Linked DNA regions of Homo sapiens: all the other regions are linked to region 1. A link is a contact called in ENCODE Hi-C or POLR2A ChIA-PET data. All regions are on one chromosome and are shown on one strand. Each heading gives the region's core, a stretch centred on a gene start or an enhancer-like site at or near the end of the contact. The rest is flanking DNA. Distances are from core to core; before and after follow the strand shown. Region 1 holds the start of VDAC1 (voltage dependent anion channel 1). Region 2 overlaps JADE2 (jade family PHD finger 2). Region 3 holds the start of DDX46 (DEAD-box helicase 46).

What was found. A loop is a pair of places that touch in the nucleus more often than their neighbours do. ChIA-PET counts read pairs that join two places held with the same protein, here RNA polymerase II (POLR2A). Pooled maps may share reads with other maps.
Region 2: a map of OCI-LY7 shows a loop between it and region 1 (24-fold over the local background). The contact joins the enhancer-like site here to the promoter of VDAC1 in region 1. A Hi-C loop is called at or near these places in 1 of 168 maps with a recorded cell type or tissue (OCI-LY7), 2 of 37 single-sample maps with no recorded cell type and 4 of 50 pooled maps. POLR2A ChIA-PET finds 5 or more read pairs at or near these places in 3 of 52 experiments (B cell, activated CD4-positive, alpha-beta T cell and naive thymus-derived CD4-positive, alpha-beta T cell).
Region 3: a loop to region 1 is called in a map of CD8-positive, alpha-beta T cell, with 4 times the contacts of the local background. The contact joins the promoter of DDX46 here to the promoter of VDAC1 in region 1. A Hi-C loop is called at or near these places in 1 of 168 maps with a recorded cell type or tissue (CD8-positive, alpha-beta T cell), 1 of 37 single-sample maps with no recorded cell type and 10 of 50 pooled maps. POLR2A ChIA-PET finds 5 or more read pairs at or near these places in 1 of 52 experiments (WTC11).

The regions. Positions count from the first base shown.
Region 1 is chr5:134,003,385-134,007,483 of GRCh38, reverse strand. VDAC1 (voltage dependent anion channel 1) reads left to right here and starts at 2,509. Exons shown (of 9, transcript NM_003374.3): 1 at 2,509-2,589. RefSeq lists enhancers at 1,666-1,735, 1,776-1,835, 1,906-2,025, 3,676-3,725, 3,736-3,785 and silencers at 2,196-2,245, 2,286-2,345, 2,406-3,445.
Region 2 is chr5:134,542,402-134,546,607 of GRCh38, reverse strand. All of the region lies in intron 3 of JADE2 (jade family PHD finger 2), which reads right to left. Among named protein-coding and RNA genes, the nearest start is that of JADE2, 19 kb to the right of the region's middle. RefSeq lists enhancers at 1,448-1,787, 2,048-2,147, 2,208-2,477, 2,578-2,807, 2,908-3,007. Within about 2 kb of position 1,431, at least 20 of the 41 ENCODE cell types and tissues checked have a DNase peak (open chromatin) inside an H3K27ac peak, as active enhancers do; they include B cell and OCI-LY7, where a contact is called at or near this core.
Region 3 is chr5:134,756,857-134,760,792 of GRCh38, reverse strand. It overlaps DDX46 (DEAD-box helicase 46), which reads right to left and starts at 2,014. Exons shown (of 23, transcript NM_001300860.2): 1 at 1,838-2,014. The coding sequence starts at 1,854. RefSeq lists an enhancer at 1,750-2,239.

The DNA.
Region 1 (4,099 bases), core at 1,260-3,759:
CAGATCTCAGCTGATTTTGTTTTTTAAAAAATTACTAATACTATTTCTTGAGACGGGAACTTGCTCTGTGGTCCAGGCTGGAGTGCAGTAGTGGGATGCTAGCTCACTGCACCCTCGAACTCCTGGCCTCAAGCCATCCTACCTCCTTGGCCTCCCAAACAGTTGGGATTACCCACATGTGCCTCTGAGCCTGGCCCAGTTACTGATGAGTGCCTACTCTTTTTTCTTTTTTTTTTTTTTTGGCAGAGTTTCGCTCTTGTTGCCCAGACTGGAGTGTGATGGTGAGATCTTAGCTCACCGCAACCTCCGCCTCCTGGGTTCAAGCAATTCTCCTGCCTTAGCTTCACGAGTAGCTGGGATTATAGGCATGTGCCACCATGCCCGGCTAATTTTTGTATTTTTAGTAGAGACGGGGTTTCTCCATGTTGGTAAGGCTGGTCTCGAACTCCCGACCTCAGGTGATCCAGCCGCCTCAGCCTCCCAAAGTGCTGGGATTACAGGAGTGAGCCACTGCACGGGGCCGAGTGCCTACTCTTTATGTGTCCCATTTTAAACTTACACCAACACTCTGAAGCTGAGGCTCTTAGAGGCCAGCCTTCTTGCCTGGGTCACGCAGCCACTAAGTGAGTGGTTAATCTGAAACTAGCACCTAGGGGAGCTGGCGAAGGGGCCCAGGGTAGCAGAGGCCATGAAGAACTCTTTCCAAGTTGTTGTTTTTTTTTGTTTTTTTTTTTTGGGGGGGGGGGACAATGTCACTCTGTCAGTCAGGCTGGAGTACAGCGGCTCAATCTCAGCTGACTCCAGCCTCCTCCTTCCAAGTTCAAGCGATTCTCGTGCCTCAGCCTCCTGAGTAGCTGGGACTACAGGCGCGCGCCACCACGCCCGTCTAGTTTTTGTATTTTTAGTAGAGACAGGGTTTTGCCATGTTGCCCAGGCTGGTCTCGAAGTCCTGGCCTCAAGTGATCTGCCTGTCTCGGCCTCCCAAAGTACTAGGATTACAGGCTTGAGCCACTGCACCCGGCCCAGATTGGTTCTTTAAAGCGGAGTTGAGAGGTGGCGCTGGAGGGGAGGAAGCCCTTCGACATTTGCTCCCAGCCTCAAAACTGGGTTGCACCGGCATCTGTTCCTAGCCCTGTGGGGTTCCTGGAGCCCCGCCTTGTCCCGCCCGGCCTCCCTGAGTTCTTGTCCTCCCCCTGCCCACCAGTCTCAGTGTGCGGGGTGGGGACCACCAGGCTGGGAAGCCCAGAGTTCCCAGGCAACTCGTGCGCCTGGGAGGGTCATAGAATCCGTCCTACACTCCTCAGGATCTTGAAGGGGGCTCTTCCTTACATTCCCAGTCACCCCTCCCCCAGCCCCTACACAGGGCCTAGGTAACCTGTCTGCACCCCACTCCCACTCTGTATCAGCTGCCCTCTTCCTCAGCACCCTATCCCACTGGAGCACCTTTTCCAACTCCAGTCGCCACTTTTAATCTGCCGCCTTTTCCCAGCAGCCAGTCCTGATTGCCTCCTCCGTAGCCCCAGTTGCCCACTGCTTTAGATAGTGTCGCAGCTGGCTGTGAGGAGTGTCCTGATTCTGTAACCCGGCACCTCCTCCACAGGGCCCTAGACGCCTCAAGCCTTCCAGGACGTTTGTTGATCAAAGGCGAAGGATGTGTAGAATCTTCGTCCATCTACGAATTAATTCTCGAAACCTGCTTCGAGTGGGCCTCGCGCGTAACACAGGGGACACTCAGTGGTGAACGAGACCACTCGCTTAGGCCTAGCAGCGAGGTGACCGTTCACTCAACACACACTAACTGGGTCCCGCAGGACACGCCCCGGCTGGTCGCGGGGGTTACCCGGGGTGCCCTCAGTCGGCCGGCCGGCCATAACCGGCGTGATCTCCTCGCGCCGAGAGACCCAGCAGGGACCTCGCAAAACCCAATCCACGTTTTGTTTTATTTTGTCTTTTTGCCTCTCAAATGCATGGAAATTGGCTGCTAGTAGCTTTGCTACAGGAGAAAATCGCTAATCTGTAGTGCAAAATCGGCGCACAGGGGTTTTCTCTGAGATTGTCTAGACGCCGCGCGGGCGGGTCGGAGGCGCCAGACACATTGTATCCGGAGCGCGGAGCTCGGGAGCAACAGTCGCCGCCTCTACTCTGTATCTGCGCCGCCCCAGGCGCCCAGTGTCCGCGCTGGGCCTGGGACTGCCCTCGGGGGATGGGGCCCACGCGGGCTTTGATGGGGGGCCGGGGGCCACTTTGTCCACCCAGGCGAGGCTTGGGTCCAGCGCCGGCCACATCAACTCCCGGGGGATCTAGCAGCGCGGAGGCCAAGCAGGAGGCCCAGGAGCCCCGCGCGTCTTCCATTAGCGCAGGGACCTCCGGGCCACAGCTCAGAGAATCGGAAGGCCTCCTCCCCCTTCCCGAGCGCTGCCACTGGGGCCGAGGTTTCCAGCAAGAACCCGCGTGTCCCTGCGCACGCACACACGGTGCACACGTCAGTCCGGCGCCTCCCCGTGCCCCGACTCACGCAGGTCCTCCCGCGCGCCCGCAACACGCCCGCAGGCTCCTGTGTCTGCTGCCGGGGCAGCGGGGCCCGGAAGGGTAAGAACGCGGCTCGCTAGCGGGATGGGGACCCTGGCCCGGCCTGGACGCTGTCCCGGGCGGGGCCTGGGGGCGGAGCGCGCCGGGCCGGGCGCGCAGGAGGGGAGGCGGGTCCGCGCCGCCGCCGTCCGCGCCGCCCCGCCCTTGGCCCAGCCGCTCGCTCGGCTCCGCTCCCTGGCTCGGCTCCCTGCCTCCGCGTCGCAGCCCCCGCCGTAGCCGCCTCCGAGCCCGCCGCCACATCCTCTGAGGTAGGCGCAGCGGAAAAGGACCCCGGCTTCCTTGCGCCCTGGACGGCGGGGGCCAGGCCCCTGGGGAGCTGAGAGGGAGGCGCTGAGGGAGGAGCGGGCGAGGGGCCCCGGCAGCCCGGCCGCGGGGAGGGATCGCGAGCGGCCGGCGCGGGCCTGGCTGGTGAGCGGGCGGGCAGAGAAGGCCGCACAGGCGGGTGCCGAACAGGTCTGGGCTGGGGAGCGCGAGGCCGAGGGTCCAGAGACGCCTGCGGCTGGCGGCGAGAGGCGGCCCGGGCTTGCGGGCGGAAGTGCAAGGGCGGCCGCGTGGAGGCCCGGCGGGCCGCGCGTCTAGGTGACCTTCCCCGGCGGCGCCCTCTGGCCCTGGATCCCACCAGCGTGCATCCGGCGGGGACCCGTTCGCCGCCCACGCTCGCCGGACCAGGCCAGCGGGCGGGTGCCGGCCACGCTGCCGCCTCGGGGATGAGCTCACGTGACGACCGTGGCCCCGAGTCCCCAGGCCCACGCGCCCTGGCCGGCCCACGCCCGCAGAAGCTGGCGCCCGGCACCGCCCGCCTGTGCCAGAGCCTTCTAGAGCGGAACGCGCCGGCCGAGAGTCGACTTAGGCGGTAGAGGCCGGAGCTCGGGCCTGGGCTGAAGGTTTGGCCTCGGAAAAGGAGGCCCCACGGGGAAGGATGTGGCCTTCTTGGTCTTAGGAGTGATTACTGGTTCGGTCGTTCATTCATTCGCCAAATGCGGCGGTGCATTCTGGAAACTGTTTCGGAGCCTGACTTTGGATTAGAGGCCCGCAGTCTTAGTGGTTTGTACAAGGTCACACAGCTGGGAAGTCCCCATACCTTCGTTTTCTCATCTATAGGACGGGAGCAATTGTACCTCTCCTTCGATGAGTTTTGGGGAATAATAAAATGAATTAATTAGCATGAAACCTTTAGAACAGTGCCGGTGTGGAGAAGGGCTAAGTAGAAACCCTGACACCCTTGGGGCTTTTTGGGTGAATCCAGCCCATCCCCCGCAGACCATTTTGCTACACGTGGCGTTGTGGAAGGGGTTCAATAAATGTAGCTCCTGTTTTTAAACATTCTTTCACTATTATTGACAAGCATTTGTATACCAGGTATTGAGTAACTTTCAGCTTAATTTATGAAAAATCTTGTAAGTTTACAAATGGACATTGTCAAGCTGGAGCAGTAAGTTTGCATGTGGAGATCTTGAATGCAGGAGCAGACCCTGGTTTAGAGCCCGTTCCGCCCGGGGTCCCTGTCCCC
Region 2 (4,206 bases), core at 182-2,681, 540 kb before region 1:
TTAGTAGAGACAGGATTTCACCATCTTGGCCAGGCTGGTATCGAACTCCTGACCTCAAGTGATCCACCCACCTCAGCCTCCCAAAGTGCTGGGATTACAGGTGTGAGCCACCACGCCCAGCCTATTTGTGCAATTATATTTTTAATGTCCATCTCTTCTAATAGTCAAGCTGCAAGAAGACAGGGACTGCATATGTCCTGTTTATCACTGTGCCTGCTTTTGGCACAGTGTTTGACACACAGCAGGTACTCAAGAAATGCTTGTGGAACAAAAATTAGCCAGTTATGGTGGCTTGCCTGTAGTCCCAACTACCTGGGGGGCTCAAGCGGGAGGACTGCCTGAGCCCAGGAGGTAGAGGCTGCAGTGAGCTGAGATCATGCCACTGCACTCCAGCCTGGGTGACAGAGGGAGACCCTGTCTCAAAACAAACAAACAAACAAACAAACAAACAAAAAAACAAAAAACGAAATGCTTGTGTAAAGAGTCAGTGAATGAATGAATGAATGAATCCCAGGATTTGTATGAAGTATGACTAAACTTTCCTGCCCTGTCTTAGCAGGGAGAGAAGAGGCAGGAGGCTGGCAGGATTCTTCCAGGTGAAACTGAGAAACTGGTCTTGGTCACTGTCCCAAAGCCAATTAAAATGGCTTTGGCCAGGACAATCTCTCCTGGACATCTGTCTACACCAAAAGTCCCAACGTAGAGCTGGAAGTGGTGCCTTCTTCCTCACCCCTCAAGGAAAGTTTGAAGGTCTGTACTTAAAGAGCCAACCTCATCACAATTGTTTTCTGAGCACCTCATCTCATTAGAAATGACAGCTAACAGAGAAAGGTAATTGCCCTGTTAAGGCATGTCAGGTATTATGTTAAAGTTTTACATATATCGTGGCTCCTAATTCATATTACCCCCATTTTACAGATGTGGAGACTGAGATTCAGAAAGGTGAAACCACTTGTGTGAGGTCCCCACTGTCCTTTAACCACAGCAATACTGCTTGCAAGACACAGAGGGCTCTTCTTTTAAAAAATCTTTTCTGGGCCGGAACCTGATAAAGAGTTTCCCAGCCAAGAGCAAACTTATGCAGTTAAAATTCAGTATAAAACACGAAAGAAGGGCTATGAGAATAGCTACCCCCTGCCCAGTTGTGTTGCAAGCTACCACTAGGCTAAGTTCGTAAGACACTTAAAAAAAAAAAAACCCCACTCAACGTCTCTTTCTTTTATTTTCATGAGGATAACAGCACTTCCTGCTCTTAAAGAGAATTTATTACACACATTTCTTTTGCAAGACAAGTCCCAGAGGCCAGGAGGCCCTTCCAGCTGGCGGAGCAGCAACGTTTCCAACTATAGAAGTGGATCCTGCCCCCCACCCCAGAGAAAGGCAGTGTGAGTCTCAGAAAGCAGGCACTTAGCCTAGCGGAAGGGCTCGCCCCAACCCGCCTGCCTCACAGGGTAGCAAAGGAACTGCTGGTGGGCTGGAAACTTGGCTCAAAACCACAAGGGCAAGCACAAAACCTTTTTTTGGATTCTCCTGTTTTATCTATCAAATTATGGGCATTTTGCATTTTACTGTACCATACGCCTTCATTGTTCTACTATAAAATGGCATTTCAAACATCTGGATAACACCTCTGCTCCTCAGAAGGCATCTTATTTATCCTGTGGTTTGGAGCCCCAACACAATCTGGCCACCCCTGTCTTTACCCTTCACCCAGGGTAGAAGGAGGATTCCATTTTTAAAAGCATGGGTTGAGCTAAGAAGCTGCATCTCCACTCGCTGTGTTTTTTGGGGGAGTGGGGGGTGGCACTCCATATAGAGGGACTTTCAAGGACACTGGGTCTGGGGGACACCCTCTTGCTGGCAGCAGAGGCTTCTCTCAGGCCCCTTCCCCAGGGACTAAGTGCTACACATTGGTGAAGGGCCTCAGTGGTACATGCAACTAGGGATGTACTAATTTGTCACCACAGCCTATAGAGGAGCTGACAGCTGAATCCCCACTCCCACCATCCAGGCTTCCAGCTCAGGGTGGCCTGCTTTACCCGACACTCCCCACCTCCTGCCCCACTCACCTCTGGGGTTCCCTTCACCCCCCAGGGCTCCATGAGTCTCGGGAAGGAGTCACATCTACAGATCATCAACTCCCTGGGAGGACCCAGGGCAGAACTCTATGATAAGGGCTCTGAGGCTCACTCGCCTGGGGTCACAGATGTCCTCGGGCAAAGCCTGGGTGTTTTGGCAAAGCCAGGCTGCACCTCCCATAACAGACACCTTCCTGTGTAGCACCTGCATCCTGCTGACAAAGGACAAGCTCCCCAGGGACAGGGCCTGTGCTTTCTGTCCCCAGCACTGAGCTAGGCCCACTAGGTACTCTTAAGCACTTGCTGATTTTGATCAGCATCAGCAGCTCCCGGTCCAGAGACCCAGGCCTCTGCCCACTGGCTGACTTCTGGGGACTCTGACTTCCTGAAAATGCAGCTTTCTACCTCAAGACAGCCTGCTTGGGGAAACCCCCACCGCTTGGCCTGCCCTTCCGCCTGTGTCTCTGCCCAGGCCAGAGGAGGACACTACCTCAAACAGTAGCCCTCCAAAACATGCGGCTGGCCTCCAGGTCTCTCCCAGAACTGTCCTTCACACCTCCGGCAAGTCCGGGGTGGGGCAAAAATTTGTTAATTCCCCAGCCCCTGTGGGAAGGACATGGAGTGGTGGACTGCCCCCACCCACACTCCCTGACGTTGCTTAGATCTTTGAACCAGGCTGGAGAGCCTCCCTCCCTCTCCTTCAACCTAGCCACAGCTTCCACTCCCCACCCCCTCAAAAATACTCAAAGAAGCTTCCAGGGAACAACCAAGCCAGGAACTCCTGTTTTAGGCAAAGGGAAGGGAAAAGTCTATGGCAGTTGTCTTTTTGCTTTTTTTGCTTTTTTTTGTTTTTGAGACAGAGTCTTGCTTTGTAGCTCAGGCTGGAGTGCAGTGGTGCAATCTCGGCTCACTGCAACCTCCGCCTCCTGGGCTCAAGTGATCCTCCTGCCTCAACCTCCTGAGTAGCTGGGATTACAGGTGTGCATCACCATGACCAGCTAATTTTTAAAATTTTTTTTAGTAGAGACAGGGTTTCACCATGTTGGCCAGGCTGGTCTTGAACTCCTGACCTAGAGTGATCTGCCTGCCTTGGCCTCCCAAAGTGCTGGGATTACAGGCATGAGCCACCGCACCGGGCCTATGGCAGTTGTTCTTAACCCTGGATCCCAATAGCAGGTCTTGTTAAAAAAGTACAGGTACTAGGGGGCACAGTGGCTCACGCCTGTAATCCCAGCACTTTGGGAGGCCGAGGTGGGCGGATCACGAGGGCAGGTCAAGACAAGCCTGACCAACATGGTGAAACCCTGTCTCTACTAAAAATACAAAAATCAGCCAGGCATGGTGGCGTGCACCTGTAATCCTAGCTACTTGGGAGGCTGAGGCAGGGGAATTGCCTAAACCCAGGAGATGGAGGTTGCAGTGAGCCGAGATCACACCACTCCACTCCAACCTGGGCGACAGGGTGAGACTCCGTCTCAAAAAAAAAAAAAGAGTACAGGTACTGGCCAGGTGCGGTGGCTCATGCCTGTAATCCCAGCACTTCCTGAGGCAGGCAGATCACTTGAGGTCAGGAGTTTGAGACCAGCCTGGCCAACATGGCTAAACCCCGTCTCTACTAAAAATACAAAAATTAGCCCGGCATGGTGGCAAGTGCCGGTAGTCCCAGCTATTCGGGAGGCTGAGGCAAGAGAATCTCTTCAACCCAGGAGGTGGAGGTTGCAATGAGCTGAGATCACACCACTGCACTCCAGCCTGGGGAACCAAGTGAGACTCCATCTCAAAAAAAAAGGCCAGGCATGGTGGCTCACGCTTGTAATCCCAGCACTCTGGGGGGCCGAGGCAGGCGGATCACCTGAGGTTGGGAGTTCGAGACCACCCTGACCAACGTGGAGAAACCCTGTCTCTACTAAAAATACAAAAATTAGCTGGACGTGGTGGCACATGCCTGTAATCCCAGCTACTCTAGAGGCTGAGGCAGGAGAATCACTTGAACCCAGGAGGCAGAGGTTGCAGTGAGCTGAGATCGTACCATTGCACTACAGCCTGGGCAACAAAAGCAAAACTCCATCTCAAAAAAAAAAAAAAAAAAAAAAAGGTATAGGTACCTAGGGTGCTACTCCAGACCATG
Region 3 (3,936 bases), core at 765-3,264, 750 kb before region 1:
CCACCACTGCACTCCAGCCTGGCGAAAGAGCGAGACTCTGTCTCAAAAACAAAAACAAAAACAAAAAAACAACCAAGTAATACCAATTTCACCTCTGTAATTCCCTTCACATTATATCACCTCCACAGAGTTCCAACCGTCACTATTCTATATCAGACATATCTACCTAGGAGATTCTTAAAGACTGTAGTCTTCCTGTTTCTATTACTTTTCCATTAAATCTTACTCATTGCTGCTAAGGAGAATTCTGATTCTATTACACACTTTTTACTCAAAATCTTCAAAGGTTCACAAACAAATTCTGATCTTCAAAATCTACAATCCACCCGCTTTCTGGGCCCAAGTCCTATTCAGGACCTACCTCCTACTACTTCTCAAAAAAGATAAAATCCCTTCATGAAACCTACATATGCAGAAAAATTGGGCTTTTTAGCTATTTCTCTAACACCTTGCGCCTTCCCACCTCTAAGCCTTTCATGATTCCCTGAACAAACCTAGAGCACAGGCCATGCACACCAGAGAGGTAAAGGAGAAGGCTGACGGGCTAGAATGGACCTTCTTGTGAAGGGCCTTGAAGGCTGTCATAGAGTTTAAATTTCATCTTGGAAGCAGTAGAAACCAATGGAGACTAAGTCAGGGGCATGCCATCATCTTATCTCTACTTCAGAAGTGTCACTCTGGCTGTAGTGTAAGGGATCTAACAATTAGGAGAGCAACAGAGGAAGACAATCAATTCAGAGAATCAATTTAAAACAGATGTAGTAGTCTGGACAATAAATAATTAGGGCCTCAATTAAGTCAGGGACAACCAGAATGGGCAAAGGATGTAGAATCTAACAGGCTGTGGGTAGTGAGAGAGAAGAATGAGTCAAATAAATATCACTTTCAGATTTCTGGTCTGGACAGCCTTCCGGAGATTTAAAACACCGTCACAGGAATTTTCTGTAGTTAAAGAAATATTTTTTATCTTCATCCAGGTGATGATTACACGGTTTATATATTTGCTAAATTTCATCAAGCTTTACCCTTACGTTTTGTCCATTTCCCTGATTGTTAATTGTACCTCAACAAAGAACTGTTAGCACTAACAACAAAAGCCTTCATTGTTCCTAGACATAAAATATCTTTCAGTCATTGCTAAATACATAGCAAATAGTCATTTTTAACATAAAAATCTCAAGGTTCCTAACAATCTATCAACAATCTAAAGTTGTGATGAGATCTAATGAGTTCTAATAAGAGCTCATAGTCCACAACTTCAAAAGGACAGAAAAGCAGGTAACAAAGTTACCTGCTTAAATACGAAATCTATTTGCGAAGTAAATGCCCACGCAACAAGTATTTATTGTAGCCCAGTAAAAGCCTAGTCGTGTATAGTGCTGTCGATGCGGTAAAAATGTCTGCCCACACGCTCCTTTCAAGTAACTTGGGAAAAGATCATACGCGCACAAAGAACTAAAATACAGAATGACAGGAGTCGAGGAAATGTTGGAAACGCGAAGCAATAAGCAATCCAACTGGGATCACTTCTGACTGAAGTAATCAGGGCAGGCTCCCTTGAAGTGGCGGGATGTGGTGCCCAATCACTAACGTCCTGGAGGGTTGTTCCCGCTCCAGGGGCTCGAACCCTCTGATGGTAGTGCAGGGGAAGCCGTCGCTGGCCCAAACACAACCATTCCCTCAGCCGAGGTCCCCCAGCCCTTCCAATGCTCGCGGGGCAGCGCTGACCGCACGTGGGGCCGCGCCAGGCCTGGCCCGGCGGCCACCTCAACTCCCGCCTCTTCTCACGACCCCAAGAAGCCGCTCGCCCGCTAGCCCGCTCGGCGCTCTGCCTCACCGTGACTCCCGACCCATGCTGCCGACCGCGGGAATACTGGTGCCCTTGAGTACCACGCACAGGCGAACCGGACAAACAAGGAGGCTGAGCTGCCCTCAACGCCCGGCAAAGACCAGCGCTAAACACTAGCAGCACCTACAGCTGTGGCGGCCATCCCAGCGCGGCCAACGAAAACAGGACGTGCTGGCGCCGGCAGCCGAAGGAAGAGAAAAGCCGACCGGAAGCTGCCGCTCTTCCACAGCGCCCCACCTCGACTGGAGGACGCACAGCGCCGGCCCCATCGAAAGGTGATGCCTTCGCCCCGCCCAGTCTTCCCGGCGCCCGCACCACGCCCGGCTGATTAGTGCGATGGAGCGCAGCGCGTCAGCCTCGCCGGCCCGTGAGGGTGTTTCGCGCCAGAGCCAAAGAGGCGTCCTGGGCAGGCTGATGTCTGCCTTAATTTGCGCTAAATAATGCGGCAACTTTCTCCGTACACGCTCTTTATTCATGTATACATTCACTCATTTATTTATGTTGTCATATGCCAGGCTTGTGCTAGATCCTGGGGAGCTCACAGTCTATCCGGGAAACAGATGACTAAAGCCAGCACAGTGGCTCACGCCTGAAATCCCAGCACTTTGGGAGGCTGAGGCGGGAGGATCTATTGAGCCCAGGAATTCAAGACCTGGGCAACGTAGCCCTCGTCTCTGCAAAGAAAATAGTAATAATAATAGACTTGACTAAAAACACAAGCAGAAGTAATACAGCAAGGAGAGTCCACCATTGGAGACGGATTCAGAAAACACGTTTCCCTTGGAAGTGAACTCTGAGGTGAGATTTGAAGACCCGGTAGGTGTTAACCTAGTAGAGAACAAAGAGCTAAAAATACTTTGGCAAAAGATTAGTTCTCAACATTGCTTGCACTGGGAAGCTTAAAAATAAAACAAAAAAACAAAAAAAGGGCCAGCCATGGTGGCTCATGCCTATAATCCCAGCACTTTGGGAGGCCGAGGCAGGAGGATGGCTTGAGCCCAGGAATTCAAGACCTACCTGGGCAACATAGCGAGACCCTCTACAAAAAATAAGCAAAATAATTAGCCAGGTGTGCTGGCACGCCTGTGGTTCTAGCTACTTGGGAGGCTGAGGTGAGAGGATCATTTGAGCCAGGGAGGCTGAGGCAAGAAGATTACTTGAGCCCAGGAGTTTGAGGCTGCAGTGAGCTATGATGACTCCAGCCTGGGTAGCACAGAGAAATCTCATCTCTAAAATATTAGTAAATAAAATAGAAGCCTGGGTTCCACCCCTATGTTCTGATTTAATTGGCCTGGAGTGCTTCTTGTGCACTGGGAATTTTTAAGCTTCCCAGGTAATTCTGAAGTACAGTCAAGATTGAGAACATTATTCGAGAGTTTGGGCACCAAAAAAATGTATATGTATTGTCTCATGCAACACACACAGAAATGTTGAATTTTTTTTGTTTTTTTTTTTTGAGACGGAGTTTCGCTTTTGTTGCCCAGGCTGGAGTGCAATGGTGAGAGCTCAGCTCACCACAACCTCCACCTCCTGGGTTCAAGCGATTCTCCTGCCTCAGCCTCCCAAGTAGCTGGGATTACAGGCATGCACCACCACCCCAGCTTATTTTGTATTTTTAGTAGAGATGGGGTTTCTCCATGTTGGTCAGGCTGGTCTTGAACTCTCGACCTCAGGAGACCTGCCCGCCTCGGCCTCCCAAAGTGCTGGGATTACAGGCATGAGCCACCGTGCCCGGCCATGTTGAGTTGTTTTTGCAAAAAGCTATAATGGAGTTGGAGAAAGGCTCATATTTTTACTTTACTTGCCTCTGTACTATTTTACTTTCTTACACCTAAAGATGATGGAAAAGTTCTGTGTCTTGATTTTAGTGGTCATTGAATAGATTTGCACATTTTTCAAAATTCACTGAACTGTACCCTTTAACTGTACATGACTTATTGTATGTAAATTTTACCTCAACATAGTTGATTAAAGAAAAAAAGCAAACCAACGAGTGACACTCCAAGATGAGTTTATGCTCCCCACGCCCCCCGTGGCTTGCTGCCCACCTGTGGTAGCTGCGAGAAGCATTGAAGAGGGATAGAGAC